2 separate regions of the Homo sapiens genome follow, and region 1 is linked to region 2. A link is a contact called in ENCODE Hi-C data. All regions are on one chromosome and are shown on one strand. The core of a region is the stretch at or near the end of the contact, and the rest is flanking DNA. Distances in the headings are between cores, read along the strand shown.

What was found. A loop is a pair of places that touch in the nucleus more often than their neighbours do. Pooled maps may share reads with other maps.
Region 1: a pooled map shows a loop between it and region 2 (14-fold over the local background). The contact joins the promoter of SPIN2B here to the promoter of APEX2 in region 2. A Hi-C loop is called at or near these places in 6 of 50 pooled maps.

What each region holds. Positions count from the first base shown.
Region 1 is chrX:57,117,423-57,124,598 of GRCh38, forward strand. It overlaps SPIN2B (spindlin family member 2B), which reads right to left and starts at 4,126. Exons shown (of 2, transcript NM_001006681.2): 1 at 3,816-4,126; 2 at 2,260-3,209. The coding sequence starts at 3,207. The coding sequence ends at 2,431. It also overlaps a transcript of FAAH2 not described here. RefSeq lists an enhancer at 1-1,071 and a silencer at 4,294-4,413.
Region 2 is chrX:54,998,829-55,005,537 of GRCh38, forward strand. It overlaps APEX2 (apurinic/apyrimidinic endodeoxyribonuclease 2), which reads left to right and starts at 1,535. Exons shown (of 6, transcript NM_014481.4): 1 at 1,535-1,751; 2 at 2,718-2,801; 3 at 3,423-3,603; 4 at 4,134-4,280; 5 at 4,971-5,040. The coding sequence starts at 1,595. RefSeq lists a silencer at 1,416-1,555.

The DNA of each region.
Region 1 (7,176 bases), core at 2,876-5,375, 2.1 Mb after region 2:
TTCCTTGCTTTATGTTTTTCTATTTAACACTAGACACTATGAAAATACATTATAATTGCTTACTTATTTTGGCTACTGTCTGTCCCCCACACTAAAATGAAACCTCCATGAGGATAAGAATTTTAGTTTGCTTTTTTGTTCATTATTACATTATCAGTATCTGTGCCTAGAAGAGTGCCTGGCAGAGAGCCCACCTGAAGTAAGTATTTGTGGGGTAAAGATAAAACAAGTAAATTAAAAAGCAAATGGGATCAAAGCAAGTCAAAGGGGCAGTTTTTCCAGGGTGTGGCCCCAGTTACAAGTGCAAACGCTTCCAGGGAACGACTGTGCATTTTATTAGAGTAAAGCAGGCCAGCTGGGGGTGTGGCCAACTGGAGAGGGTATTCGGAGTCTAAACTGGACTGAGACCTACCTAAGGCCCAGCTGCATGTATCCTTTTTGGAATGAGGGCCCTGATCCTCACATTTTTGTTGTTGTTGTCATTCTGTTTCAATTTCAGGAGATGCCAGAGACATAAATTTTCATCGTGTGAAATCTCTCAAATGTCTAAAGTACCTAATTAAAAATAGAAAACAATAAAAACACAAAGATGAAAATAACCTGGCAGCTGTCTGAGACTGGTTCCTGGGCACCTTGCTGGATTTTGTTGGACGAAATTGTGTGATGTACACAAGAAAATTAATCCTTGCTACGGTGAGGTAGGCTTGCCTTGTGTAATTCTTGAGGCAGTCAGCCTCAGGCCATGTTGGGTGGAGAGAATAAACTCTATTTACCACCTTCTTTCAACTCCTGGAAGCTCCTTGCATCTCCCACTATGCATGGAGTTAGGGTAACCTGGGCAGCAGGGAGTCACCAGCACTCTTTCTTGGGGTCAGAGGTATAATTTAGTGAACGGTGTGGTTGCAGAAAGCAGTGAGAGGGTTTTCAGATGGGCTACAGGAGAAAGACTTGGGAAAGGCAAGGAGGGGAGGAAGAGAAAGACACAGATCTATCTTTGCATCAGACACCATAGTTCTGAGGGACTTTTTGTGGGTTGCTGCTCCCTCTCCCCACCAGCCTTGACCCTTTTTTGTGACATTATACAGCTGAATGAGTTAGTTATACCAAGTCACAACTCCCAGCCCAACTGCCCCATGGCATCTGCCTCACCTGGAAACAAAGAGCTGACCAGAATTCCATCACAGGTCTCTGTGAGCTGGGGTAGGCAAGACTGGCCAACAGGTGCCTGTGAGGGGTCTGCAGACACCAGCTTTGTGGGGAAGGTCTAACCAGAATGTGGATTCTTGGGACAGCAGGCCTCTTTTAGTGGATTATTTGTCGGAACCACCTGTGGTTTCAGGCAGCTGCTGAAAGAAGTGTGGACAGTCAGGAACTCCCCATAACCTGGAGAGAAACACTAGGCTCAATCTTCTGATGCCCCTCGTCTCTAGATAGAAAACAAACATTCCAGCAGAAGGAACCGGTGTGATGAGACTGCTGTACCTGAGTTCAGTAAGGTTCCATTTTTTTCTGGGTAAAGTACTTTCCAAATGCAAGATGGCACATCTCTTAAGTTCTGACCCACTAACCCATCCTCTACCAATATTGTTTATCTAGCGCAGGACAAATGTGAGGAGGCAGCCCGCAGCCCAGCACATGTGGGGAACCGTGTTAGTGTGTTCAGGCTGAGGGTTGGGGTTCTGCTGGGTAGGAGCGTCCTGAACTCCCTGAAACAGGAAAAGCCTTACGGGTATAAACTTTCCTCCTGATTAACCTTACTGAGTCATCCTTGTCAGAATGCCCTTCTAGGGAACCTCCAATGTATCTGGCATCTTTGACAGATGCCACTTCCTTTGTGCATAGAGCCAGGAAGAGCAATGTGGACACTACCAGAAGTCCAACATTTTCCTGGGCCTTCCGATCTCTCATGGGCCCCACACCCCACAACTCTTTTCCTGTATTCCCAATCCCTCTGTCAGTCTTTCTTCTTTGAACTCCTTCTTCCTCAGTGGCCCTCTTCTTCTAACCTCTCTAACACTCTAACCCACATAGCCTCTTCCATTGAGTATCCTTTATCCTCTCCACAGACCCTGTCAGGTTGATCCTTCTCCTCTTTACTCTGGACCTCTTCTAAGGTTCTTTGTGTTCCTCTCTACTCAATTTATTCTGTGTATTTTCCTCTAAGCCACAAGCTCTCTGATAGCTGTTCCTTCTTTTCATGCCCCATTCACCAAACACACCCGATCTTTTCAACAAGACAAAGGGCTTACACACAGCATGTCATGTACACACAAGTTTGTATTTTTTAGAGCAAAACAACAGTTAATGCTGGCAAAGATGTTTAGTTATCAGGGATTCCATAAGCTTTCAATACACTGAAAGGCAACATTTTTTGCATGTCTACAAATTATACATTTGTTTCCACACATGTGCCAAATTTTACCCTAACAGTTAGGACTTTTTCACCAAATCGTAGACATAGATATGGAAATCATCATCAAACTTGATGAAATACACAGAGGGTTTGGCTTCCACTTGGTGAATGACCATGCCGATCCTTTTGGAGCCATCTTCTTTGGTATATTCCACATGCTTACCTATTAGGCCATCTACAACTCCTCCTGGCTCCCTCTCTGTTGGAGGAGACTCACTGGATTCTGGCATGATGCGGAGGTCACCTTCCTTATAATCATCTAGAAGCTGGTACATGTACAAGACAGGATCTTTCTCATAGGTAATATAAAACCAGGCTTTCATGATAGGTGCTTGAGCTAAGACCATCCCCCTCCATTCATCCTTAGAACCATGCTCTCCCTCAAACATATGTTCCACTGCTTTGCCAATTATGGTATTTGCAAGGTTGGCATCACTAATGTGAGATGATGCCACCCTGTCAGAAAGAATTTTAAGAGACAAAACCCTTTCATCTCTGTGAAGTTCCAGTCCATAGACACAGTCAATTCCATCATATTTCACCAGATAAAGAGAGGGATTTATAGGCACCTGATCCAGAACGGTTCCTTTCCACTGCGTGATGGGCTCATCTCCTTCCTTCCATCCATGAGAAATTCTGCAGCCCACGATGTTCCTGCGGGGCTGGGATGAAGGTCGGCCTCTCTGCTTCTTTTGGGAGACTTTTTTCTTTGTCATGTTTGCAGACCCAGTGGCCCGTCCTGCAGCTGCCCTGGTTTGTTGCCCTTCGGCTTCCTGTGCGTTGGGGGTCTTCATGCCTGCTGGGGGAGGAGAGAGGATAGAGAGACACACCCAGTGTGCCACAAGGCAAACTTTTCCCTATAGCCATGTCTGGATGTAGTCTGCGCTAGTGCCTAAGTTTCCCCTAGGAGCCTGGAAGCAATGCTGGAAATCCTGGCTGCATGCCCGCAGTGCTCTCCCTCTTAAGTTCCTTTGGGCTGTGGGGAAGGGCTGGGGTGGTGCAGTAGAGCTGTCTGGGGTTAGGAACTCTGCAGAAGTGGCTGGGCCACCTCCTCCTAGCTCAGAGCCCACTGCCCTCCCGGAACCCCTTGCTACCACTGGCGTCCACTTCCAATCCCCTTGCAAAGAGGCCTTGACCGGCACCCACTGCCCTCCTTCCCTGAGCGTCCCAGCTGCTGTCCACAACACCCCCTGCCTACCCTAACCACTTCTCTGGTACCCACCGCCCTTGCTTCCCGGCGCTCACCTTCAAATCCTTGTCTGGCTCCCGTTCCTACCCCCTTTTCATGTTGCTCACCGCACTCCCCCACCCCACCCTTGCCTGGCGCCCAACTCCACCCCATGTCTCCTGCTGGATTCCTTCCCATCCCCCTCTCCATTCTGGCGCCCACTAATGGCCTTGCCCTGCCTGGCGTCCACCGCCGGGGATCGCGGGCCTCACGTGCCCAAATCGGACACCTCGCTGCTGCCTCCGCTACGAGCCTGTGGCGAAGGAGGGTCAGCAGGCGACCGGCCGAGTGAATGCTTGCAAGAGCGGGGAGGGTAGGATCCGTAGATGAGGAGCGTGTCTAGGAGGGCGGCGAGACAGGCAAAGAGGAAGGCAGCGGCGTCCCCACCGCTTGGCTCGCTAGCCCTCCGCCTCCCTGCTGGCGGTGGCGGCCCCTCAGCCACATCGGGATTCCACCAGTCCCTGCTGTCGCCGCGGCAGTCTCCTCCCTCTTTCCGTAGCGCAGCTTCCTGCCCAGAGAGAGGCCTCCTCTTCCTGTCAAACACCCGGCTCTCCTCTCCACCAGGCTCCCACGCCCACCACACAGCCTGTAGCCCCGGCGGAGCTATGGGCTCTGACTCCGCCTCTTTCCAAATCCGGAGTAGTTCGTGCCACAGTCGTCCTCGGAACCCTGTGGCCCCTTCCTCACCCGTTTCAGGGCCACTTGGTTCCCACCTCCACCTTCTTAGTCTGCCTGCCCTGCTTTCCATCTTCTTGGAATTCGCCTTGCTGCCGCCCCGCGCCCACCCCCGCGCCCACCCCTGCCCCTGCACCGTCCCATGCCCTTATGGATTTATTCTTTACACGTAAATATGTCTTTCCTCTTTTTGAAAGGATTTGGAGTTGGAACAGAGAAATTCACTATGGTAAGTCTGCCATTTTGACCCAGTCTCTACCTAATTTTTGCTGACTGATATTTCCTGGCATTTTTGTTTTTGTTTTCGAGGGATTTTTTTTTCCTTTTCTTTATTGCAAGATAATTGCATGTACAACGTGAACACTATCTACATTTTAGGAAATTAATATTAAGAGGAAAATCATCAACTGCAGTCCCATCTCCCATTTTTGAGGGCCTCACAGCAAAATATTAATGCTCATAGTTTTTTTTCCTTTTTCCTAAACTTTTGCAAAACTGGGATTTGTTTTTTATCTGCAATTCATGTCTATTAATTTTTCCAGGAAATTAGATGTTTTCTAATCGATTTTTTCATTCAACAAATATTTATTGAGCACCTGTTACATATCTTGCACTTGGTCCGTAAAACTCAATTTTAAAGTGATTTATAATTTGGCTTTTCTCCCAGTACTGGGCATTTGACATAATATTTCCACAATAACCAGTAATCAGATCTATGTATCGGAATAGAAAGCTTTGCAAAAAAATAACTTTATAAGAAATAATTAAAGTTATAGTTTTATAAATCAGTGGAGAAACGTTGGGTATTCTTTAAGGAATGTTGAAATAATTATTTAAATATTTTGAGAAAGGTTGTATACTAATGTTGTACCAGTATCAATATTTGATTTATTAAAAGGTAAAAAGCAGCAAAATAAAATTGAACAGAAAGCAAATGAACCAACCAAAAACTCTGTAAACAAAACAATGCTTAATGGTATCTTTCTTATTCAGATACTTATGGTATTTGAATGAGGGGATGAGTCGGATGTTAACAGAACAACTACACTTAATAAAATAACATCTACAAGGAAAAATAGAAGTAATAATAATCTCGATTCAACAGTCAAAGTATGAAAGAACATTAAAATATTACTTAATGTCATTGATCATGAAAAAGCTTCATATCTAGTGCTGATGCAAGTGAAAGTTTATACAATTTTTATGGAAAGCAATTTGCAGATATGTCATAGTTTCAGTGAGGGCTTTTTATTTTATTTTCATTTTTATTTTTTTAAATTATATTTTAAGTTCTAGGGTACATGTGCACAATGTGCAGGTTAGTTACATGTGTATACGTGTGCCATGTTGGTGTGCTGCACCCATTAACTCCTCATTTACATTAGGTATATCTCCTAATGCTATCCCTCTCCCCTACCCCCACCTCACAAGAGGCCCCATTGTGTGATGTTCCCCTTCCTGTGTCCATGTGTTCTCATTGTTCAATTCCCACCTATGAGTGAGAACATGCGGTGTTTGGTTTTTTGTCCTTGCGATAGTTTGCTGAGAATGATGGTTTCCAGCTTCATCCATGTCCCTACAAAGGACACGGACTCATCATTTTTTATGGCTGCATAGTATTCCATGGTGTATATGTGCCACATTTTCTTAATCCAGTCTATCATTGTTGGACATTTGGGTTGGTTCCAAGTCTTTGCTATTTTGAATAGTGCCGCAATAAACGTATGTGTGCATGTGTCTTTATAGCAGCATGACTTATAATCCTTTGGGTATATACCCAGTAATGGGATGGCTCGGTCAAATGGTATTTCTAATTCTAGAACCCTGAGGAATCGCCACGCTGACTTCCACAATGGTTCAACTAGTTTACAGTCCCACCAACAGTGTAAAAGTGTTCCTATTTCTCTACATCCTCTCCAGCACCTGTTGTTTCCTTACTTTTTAATGATCGCCATTCTAACAGGTGTGAGATGGTATCTCATTGTGGTTTTGATTTGCATTTCTCTGATGGCCAGTGATGAAGAGCATTTATTCATGTGTCTGTTGGCTGCATAAATGTCTTCTTTTGAGAAGTGTCTGTTCATATCCTTTGCCCACTTTTTGATGGGGTTGTTTGTTTTTTTCTTGTAAATTTGTTTGAGTTCATTGTAGATTCTGGATATTAGCCCTTTGTCAGGTGAGTAGATTGCAAAAACTTTCTCCCATTCTGTAGGTTGCCTGTTCACTCTGATGGTAGTTTCTTTTGCTGTGCAGAAGCTCTTTAGTTTAATTAGATCCCATTTGTCAATTTTGGCTTTTGTTGCCATTGCTTTTGGTGTTTTAGACATGAAGTCCTTTCCCATGCCTATGTCCTGAATGATATTGCCTAGGTTTTCTTCTAGGGTTTTTATGGTTTTAGGTCTAACGTTTAAGTCTTTAATCCATCTTGAATTAATTTTTGTATAAGGTGTAAGGAAGGGATCCAGTTTCAGCTTTCTACATATGGCTAGCCAGTTTTCCCAGCACCGTTTATTAAATAGGGAATCCTTTCCCCATTTCTTGTTTTTGTCAGGTTTGTCAAAGATCAGATAGTTGTAGATGTGTGGTGTTATTTCTGAGGGCTCTGTTCTGTTCCATTGGTCTATATCTCTGTTTTGGTACCAGTACCATGCTGTTTTGGTTAGTGTAGCCTTGTAGTATAGTTTGAAGTCAGGTAGCGTGATGCCTCCAGCTTTGTTCTTTTGGCTTAGGTTTGACTTGGCAATGCAGGCTCTTTTTTTGTTTCATATGAACTTTAAAGCAGTTTTTTCCAATTCTGTGAAGAATGTCATTGGTAGCTTAATGGGGAACGCATTGAATCTATAAATTACCTTGGGCAGTA
Region 2 (6,709 bases), core at 285-2,784:
ATGAAGCAAGAGCAATAAAAATGTTCATTTCCTTTGTCCTAGTTATCGCACTCATGGGAGTCAATCCTGAGTCAATAACTCCCAAAGCATGAAGAAGCTCAGGACATGCAAATTTTTATTTTAATCACAGAGCTATTTTCTGATAGCAACAACTGGTAACCTTTTAAGTCCTCCAGGAGGAAAAGCAGTTTACTGCGTCTTTGCTGTAACCATTGAGGATGATGGCTCTAAGACTTAAATTCTGGGGAACAAATAATTATGCTGCAATTCTGGGTGAGGAACCTAAAGATGCATCGTTATGCTTTTCCCTGGACATTGGGCATATCCATTACTTCTAATTTTTGTGCTCTCAAAAACAAGCCATGAACCTGTCGATGCTCTTGCTATTATCCTTTGTTCATTCATTCACCTGACAAATATCTATTGCTTCCCAACATATGCTGTGTCCAGTATTAGGGGATGGGGCTAACAAGATGAACCAGACATGGTCATTGCTCTCAAGTTGCTGGCATTCTAATGGCAGCAGAAATAGAAGTCAATGATAGCTGTGTATTATAAGTACTGTGACAGAATGGACCATAGGGTGCCGTGGGGCCCCAGAGGAAAAGACTTAACTGGGGAGGTGTGTGGTCAGTAAAAACACTCAGAAAAGTAATTATTGAGCTAATTAAGACAGGGTGTGAATCCTGGCTCTACTACTTCAGTGTAAGAGAGAGTGAACTGTGAGAATGAAATGAATTCATTCGACGTCTCTAACTTAGCCTCCATGTCCCGAACTGGGTTGTCTTGAGAATGAAATGAGATAACATATACAGAAGAGCCATGGATGCATCCGGAGACAATGCTGCTCACGAGCTTACATTTCCTGGGCTTCGATTTCACTTATCTGAGAAACAGAACCAAGAGTAAGGATGTGTCCGGCTACATCCTTCAGAATGTTAAGAGCCAAGACAAAAGCTACAGGGCAGGCTTGAGACAGCCTCCTCCTCCTCCCCTCTGCCCCAATAAAGCCAAAGGCCCTCCTCCTAAGTCTTATCTCAGTGGAGCGACTCTTACTGCTCCCTCCTCCAACCATGAACTTCCCTTTGCCCAGTCCAACGCGAGCACTTAGCGCCAGCTATTCCTGGGGCGCAAGCGCTGCAGCCATCTGTGAACTTAGGTGGGCGGTCCGCCGCACTGAGGGCGGGGCTTTGGCAGCTGAGCAGTTCCGCTCAGGGTTCCGTCGCTTAAAAAGTGGCAAAATGCCGTTTGTAAGTAACCGGACGCACCACTTGGACTTCTGAGTAGAGGAAAAACGCATTGAGACTCAGCTGTCCGAGCGGAAGGAGCGGGAGCCCAACTGGAAACTCCTCTCGCCATTCATTGCCCCTAGGCTTCCGCTTTGCTTCCTTCAGCGTCCACCCAGTTCCTCCTCCCGCCAATGAGAGCTGAGGAAGTTGAAGCCCCCGCCCGACGTGCGTCAGGCGCTTTAGTGGTACGCACGAGAACGCCTGCGCAAACGCGCGCGGGAGGCGGGCCTGGCCAACTTCTGAACAGGAAGCAGTTCGCTCGCGCCTAGGTTGGCGCGGGCTGGGAGGTGTTCCAGCCCTTTAAGATGTTGCGCGTGGTGAGCTGGAACATCAATGGGATTCGGAGACCCCTGCAAGGGGTGGCAAATCAGGAACCCAGCAACTGTGCCGCCGTGGCCGTGGGGCGCATTTTGGACGAGCTGGATGCGGATATCGTCTGTCTCCAGGAAACCAAAGTGACCAGTGAGCGCTCTGGATTCCAGGATCCCTACATACTTTTTCTTTCCCGCTAACTTTTGTCCCCTGTCCCATGTAATTTTACTTTCCCAGTTTCCTATTCTTAGAGTCCTGTCCTTAGACCCAGGTCCCTTCCCTCTTAAACTTCCATTTCCCACCCTAGCTAGATCCCCTAATTGCACTCCATCTCCTGTCTTCAGCAAACTTTAGCTCCTTCTCGAAACCCCATATCTAGTCAGATTCCCACTCATTCTCCGGCCCCAAACTCAGTCCCCTGAATTTCCTCCTTCCATACGCTGTCCATCTCCCCGCCGCCAAGTCAAACCCCCGAATTCTTCATCCCTGCCCCAAGCTCAGATCCTCTAATTCCCACCCCATCTTTGACCCCAGCTCAGTCTAATTTCCTCTTTTTCACATTTCCACCTCAGAACCCCAGTACCCCTTATCTATTCCCATCTCTCCTCCCAGCGGAAAGTCCCTAATTCCCACCTCATTTCCCACCCCAAGCTTAGATGTCCTCTTATTTCTTCACCCTCTTATCTCCCCTCAGAATCCCCTAATTCCTTTTCCCTCCACCCCCAGTTCAGATCCCCTAATTCCCTCTCTCTTACCTCTCACCCTTAGCTCAGATTCCCACCATCCTCTCGTATGTCCATCCCCATCCCCAGCTTCCTCCTATCGTTCAGACCCCCAGGCTTAGCTCTGATTCTTTCCCCTTCCCACCTAATTCTCCACCTCCACTTCATAGTCTCTAACCGCCCCCCACCAAGCCTTCTAATTCTGATATCAATTTCCTCTCTGACATTTCCCATCTTTCTAGGTCCTCCTCTAATCATGGATATTTCATTCCCGTCACCCCCAACTCTGGCTCTGATGTGTGCAAGGAATTAGCCTACAACTGTAATTCCAGGCCTTTGTGTTTCTCGGATGCTAGTTTTACCTCTGACTTAATCTTACATTTTTTTTTTCCAGGGGATGCACTGACAGAGCCCCTGGCTATCGTTGAGGGTTATAACTCCTATTTCAGCTTCAGCCGCAACCGTAGCGGCTATTCTGGTAAATGGGGCTTTCTGTGGACTTTAAATTAGTGAGGGAGGCAGATAGGGGAAAAGGGTTTCCAATATTTGATGAGAGGGTAATAAGAAATCTTAGACATTTAGTTTACAGAGCTAAAGCTGCATAATAGTAAATTACATGAAATATAATTTTTATGGATAGAATTATCCTACTGGACCTCAGAAGTACAGTAGTAGTGTGGTGCTTAATTGTGTGAACTGTGGAGCCAGACAGCCTGGGTTTGAATCATGGCTCATTTCCTAGCTGTGCACCCTCTGGCAAGTTACATTACCTCTTGGTGCCTCAGGTTCCTCAGCTAGAAAATGAGGATAATGTTTACCTTCCGGGGCTGTTACAAGGATTAAATGAATTAATCCATGTGATAATAATAATTGCTAATACGTCTTGAGCACTCACCATGTATCAATGTAAAACACTTAGAACATTCTGTGGCTTTTTTAGATGTAGGAACTGAGACTCCAGGGTTTGAATAAGGTTGCCCAAGAACCACACTTTATGAAGATGACTTAGATGACTTGTGTGGGGACAATTGGAGTGGGACAGGCTGTGCAACAGGCTATTGACTGCCAGGTCTGCTCAGAGTGCCCTGTCTGTTCCCAGGTGTAGCCACCTTCTGTAAGGACAATGCTACCCCAGTGGCTGCTGAAGAAGGCCTGAGTGGCCTGTTTGCCACCCAGAATGGGGATGTTGGTTGCTATGGAAACATGGATGAGTTTACCCAAGAGGAACTCCGGGCTCTGGATAGTGAGGGCAGGGCCCTCCTCACACAGCATAAGATCCGGTAATAGCTCATATCTCCCTGCTACTGAGCACTGCTGGTGCTACTCTTTGAGTGTGAAGATTCTAAGGCTTGCCATGTAAACATACATGCACCGTGGAGAAGTTCCCAAATTTGCCTTTCCTGGTTTAGTCCTGGCTGGGCTACTCAGTGTGTGACCCTGGCAAATTTTTCCCCCCTCTGAAGCTTGAGTTTCCATCTCTACAATGTGGGGCTGGCCTAGTGATCCAGCTCTTATTACCATAGACATCTCAAAAGCAACTTAGTGCTGAACTCAGTGCCCCAGGTTGCTGTCTTTCTGGGTGTTCTGTGTGAATAGCAGCACCATTACCTGGTGGTAATCCTTAGATATCCCTCTCCCTGCCTTATCAGTAGTCAGTCCCCAAGTCCTGTGCATGCCAGATCATTTGTGTCTCTTTAACCCCTTTCTTTTCCATCCCAGACAGTCACAAAATGGAAGCCATGTGGTATGGGGAAGGGACAGAAGGGGAGGTTTGAAACTGACCCCTTTTGGGGGTTTCTCTTTTCTCCAGCACATGGGAAGGTAAGGAGAAGACCTTGACCCTAATCAACGTGTACTGCCCCCATGCGGACCCTGGGAGGCCTGAGCGGCTAGTCTTTAAGATGCGCTTCTATCGTTTGCTGCAAATCCGAGCAGAAGCCCTCCTGGCGGCAGGCAGGTACTGCAAGCCTGGGCAGTAAGGCTTCCTTGAGTTGGTCCTGGGTGCCCAGCCCTGTGTCAAGCTCCATTGAAAGGGATATGGACCCTTTGTCTCTGAGTTCTTTCACAGCATAGTTGCAAACACCAATATGCCCACCTGAATAGGCTCTGCTCAAAACAAACATGGGTTTTGTACTCTGAGCACCTATTCAGGCTCCTGCTCTTACTCATTGTGAGCCCTAGGGCTAGTCTTGCCTCTGTTTTCTCTTTTGTCAAATGAATATATGAATCTCTACCCTACACAATAGTTTTAAGGGTAAAATGAGATGAGAATGGTAAAGTGCGTGGGAGCAAAGGAAAGTCTTGTTCCAGCGGAGGACAGGAAAGTGAGGGTGGGTTAGAGCAATCAAGGGGAGGTGGTATCTGAGCTCAGCTTTGAAGGACAAGAAAAATGCCCATTGGCTCCTGATTAGTGAGGCAGTCATGTCAAACATGGAACACTGTCACCTTTGGAGATCAGAATTGGGTTGGTCAGATATGAAAGGCAGCAAGTTTGTGGTAAGATTGGAGAGGTAGGCTGTTATGAGTTGCTGTTGGCTAGGAAGCCTCAATATGGGAGAGGGCCTGTCTGAGCTCTTGGGCCCAGGAAAAAGTATATGGGCCAGGACTGCTGCACCCCTTTCTAACAATCCCACATTGTGTTTTTCAGCCATGTGATCATTCTGGGTGACCTGAATACAGCCCACCGCCCCATTGACCACTGGGATGCAGTCAACCTGGTAAGGCTCCCTCTAGGTGCCTGGCCCCACTCCTGACTGATTCTGTTTGTCCAGCCAACCAACCCTGAGTTTTTGGCCCAGGGACAGCTTCCTTTATGGGAAAGCGGAGCTTGGCTTGCAATACTATTCTTATAGTACTGAGGATTGGTCATTCATTCAATAGACAATACTGACTCTGCCCATGGCCTGGCCCTGAGCCACATACTGAGGACTCAGGAGTCAGATCCAGCCCTTGGCTCCTAGGAGCTCTCCAGCATGGTGGTGGGCTACAGACACATGGCTAGCCAATTATAGGATGGTATTCTCAGGGCAGAGGCACAGATGGCATCCCAGAAAGCTACAGGAGCTCAGAGATGGGATTCCTAGGTGAGCTCGGACATCAGGACAGGCAGCTGAAAATGGCTGAATCTTAACAGATGAGTAGAACAGAGCTTTGAAGTAGAAAGCATTCTAGCATGGGCAAAGGTTTCAAGGTGAGAATTTGCATTGTGTGCATGGGGAACCACAAGTCCCTTTCTTCTTAGTGACACAGGAAGGGAGGTGAGTGGCAGAAGGTGGGGCTGGAGAGTTGTTGGGGGTCAGATTTCAAGGACTGTGAATTCCACATTGCCTTGGTCATTTCCTTAATACACTGTATTTCTTGTTTATGAACTTTCAGTACCTCCCTGTTACCTCTGTGATGCAGAGAAAACATGGAGACCTAGCATTCAAGGCTCTCCTTGGTCTGTGACCTGTCTCTTATTTCCACCTTCAGTGTCCCTACACATTTTGTCCTCTCTAGACAGGTTGTCTCCTGTCGGCCCGTTGTAAAAGTTATTCTCATTCTGGCTTTTCTCACTGTGCCCTGAATTGGTGGACATGACCCCCTCCCTGTCTTTTTGTTATATGAACCTCTTATCTCTAAGTTCCCCTAGGCCCATGGTTTTCAGCCCCTAACTGCATATTAGAACAAAAATATCAATATCTTAGCACTACTCCAGATCAATGAACTCAGAACTCTCGAGTGTGGGGCCAGGGTAGTGGCACGTTCTAAAAGCCCCCAGTGTGACTTTATTGTGCAGCCAGGCTTGAGAACCACTGCCCTAGAATCCACAAGCCAGCTCTCATCTTTTCTTGCCTTATGTCTCACGATGGGGGATCAGTGATTTATGCTGGTACAGTCCTACTCAGCACTGGGCTTGGCTTAGAGAAGGGACCGTGGGAATATTCCTTGATTAATTCACAGAAGAGCTACATAAATGTAGATATGGCTCCCAGCTGGGAAAATGAGCAGAAGTGAGAGAATGAGAGAATGGTGGTGGTGGTGTGGTGGGGAGCGGAGATAATGCTACAAAGTGTGAGCCTTCAGTCCCTCCCTGCCTCATTCCTCTTATGCATTCATTCAGTGTGTTCTTTCAGATTCCTGTGATAGCATCATACATCTTTGTGCCTTTTCTACTTAGTTCAGAGGTATCCTAGATCTCTTATGTATACCTCTTTCATTTTCTCCTCCAGGAAAAGAGAACTAATAGTGCCAGCTCAGATGACTTACACAGTCTTTCCAAAATAGCAGAACATACCCACTTTCTACCAGGCTTGCTCTTTTAGTCTTGTCATTTCTGTAAATGGCACCATCATCCCCTTGATTGCTTCAACTTAAAGCCTGGGAATTGTGCTAGTATTGTCTTTC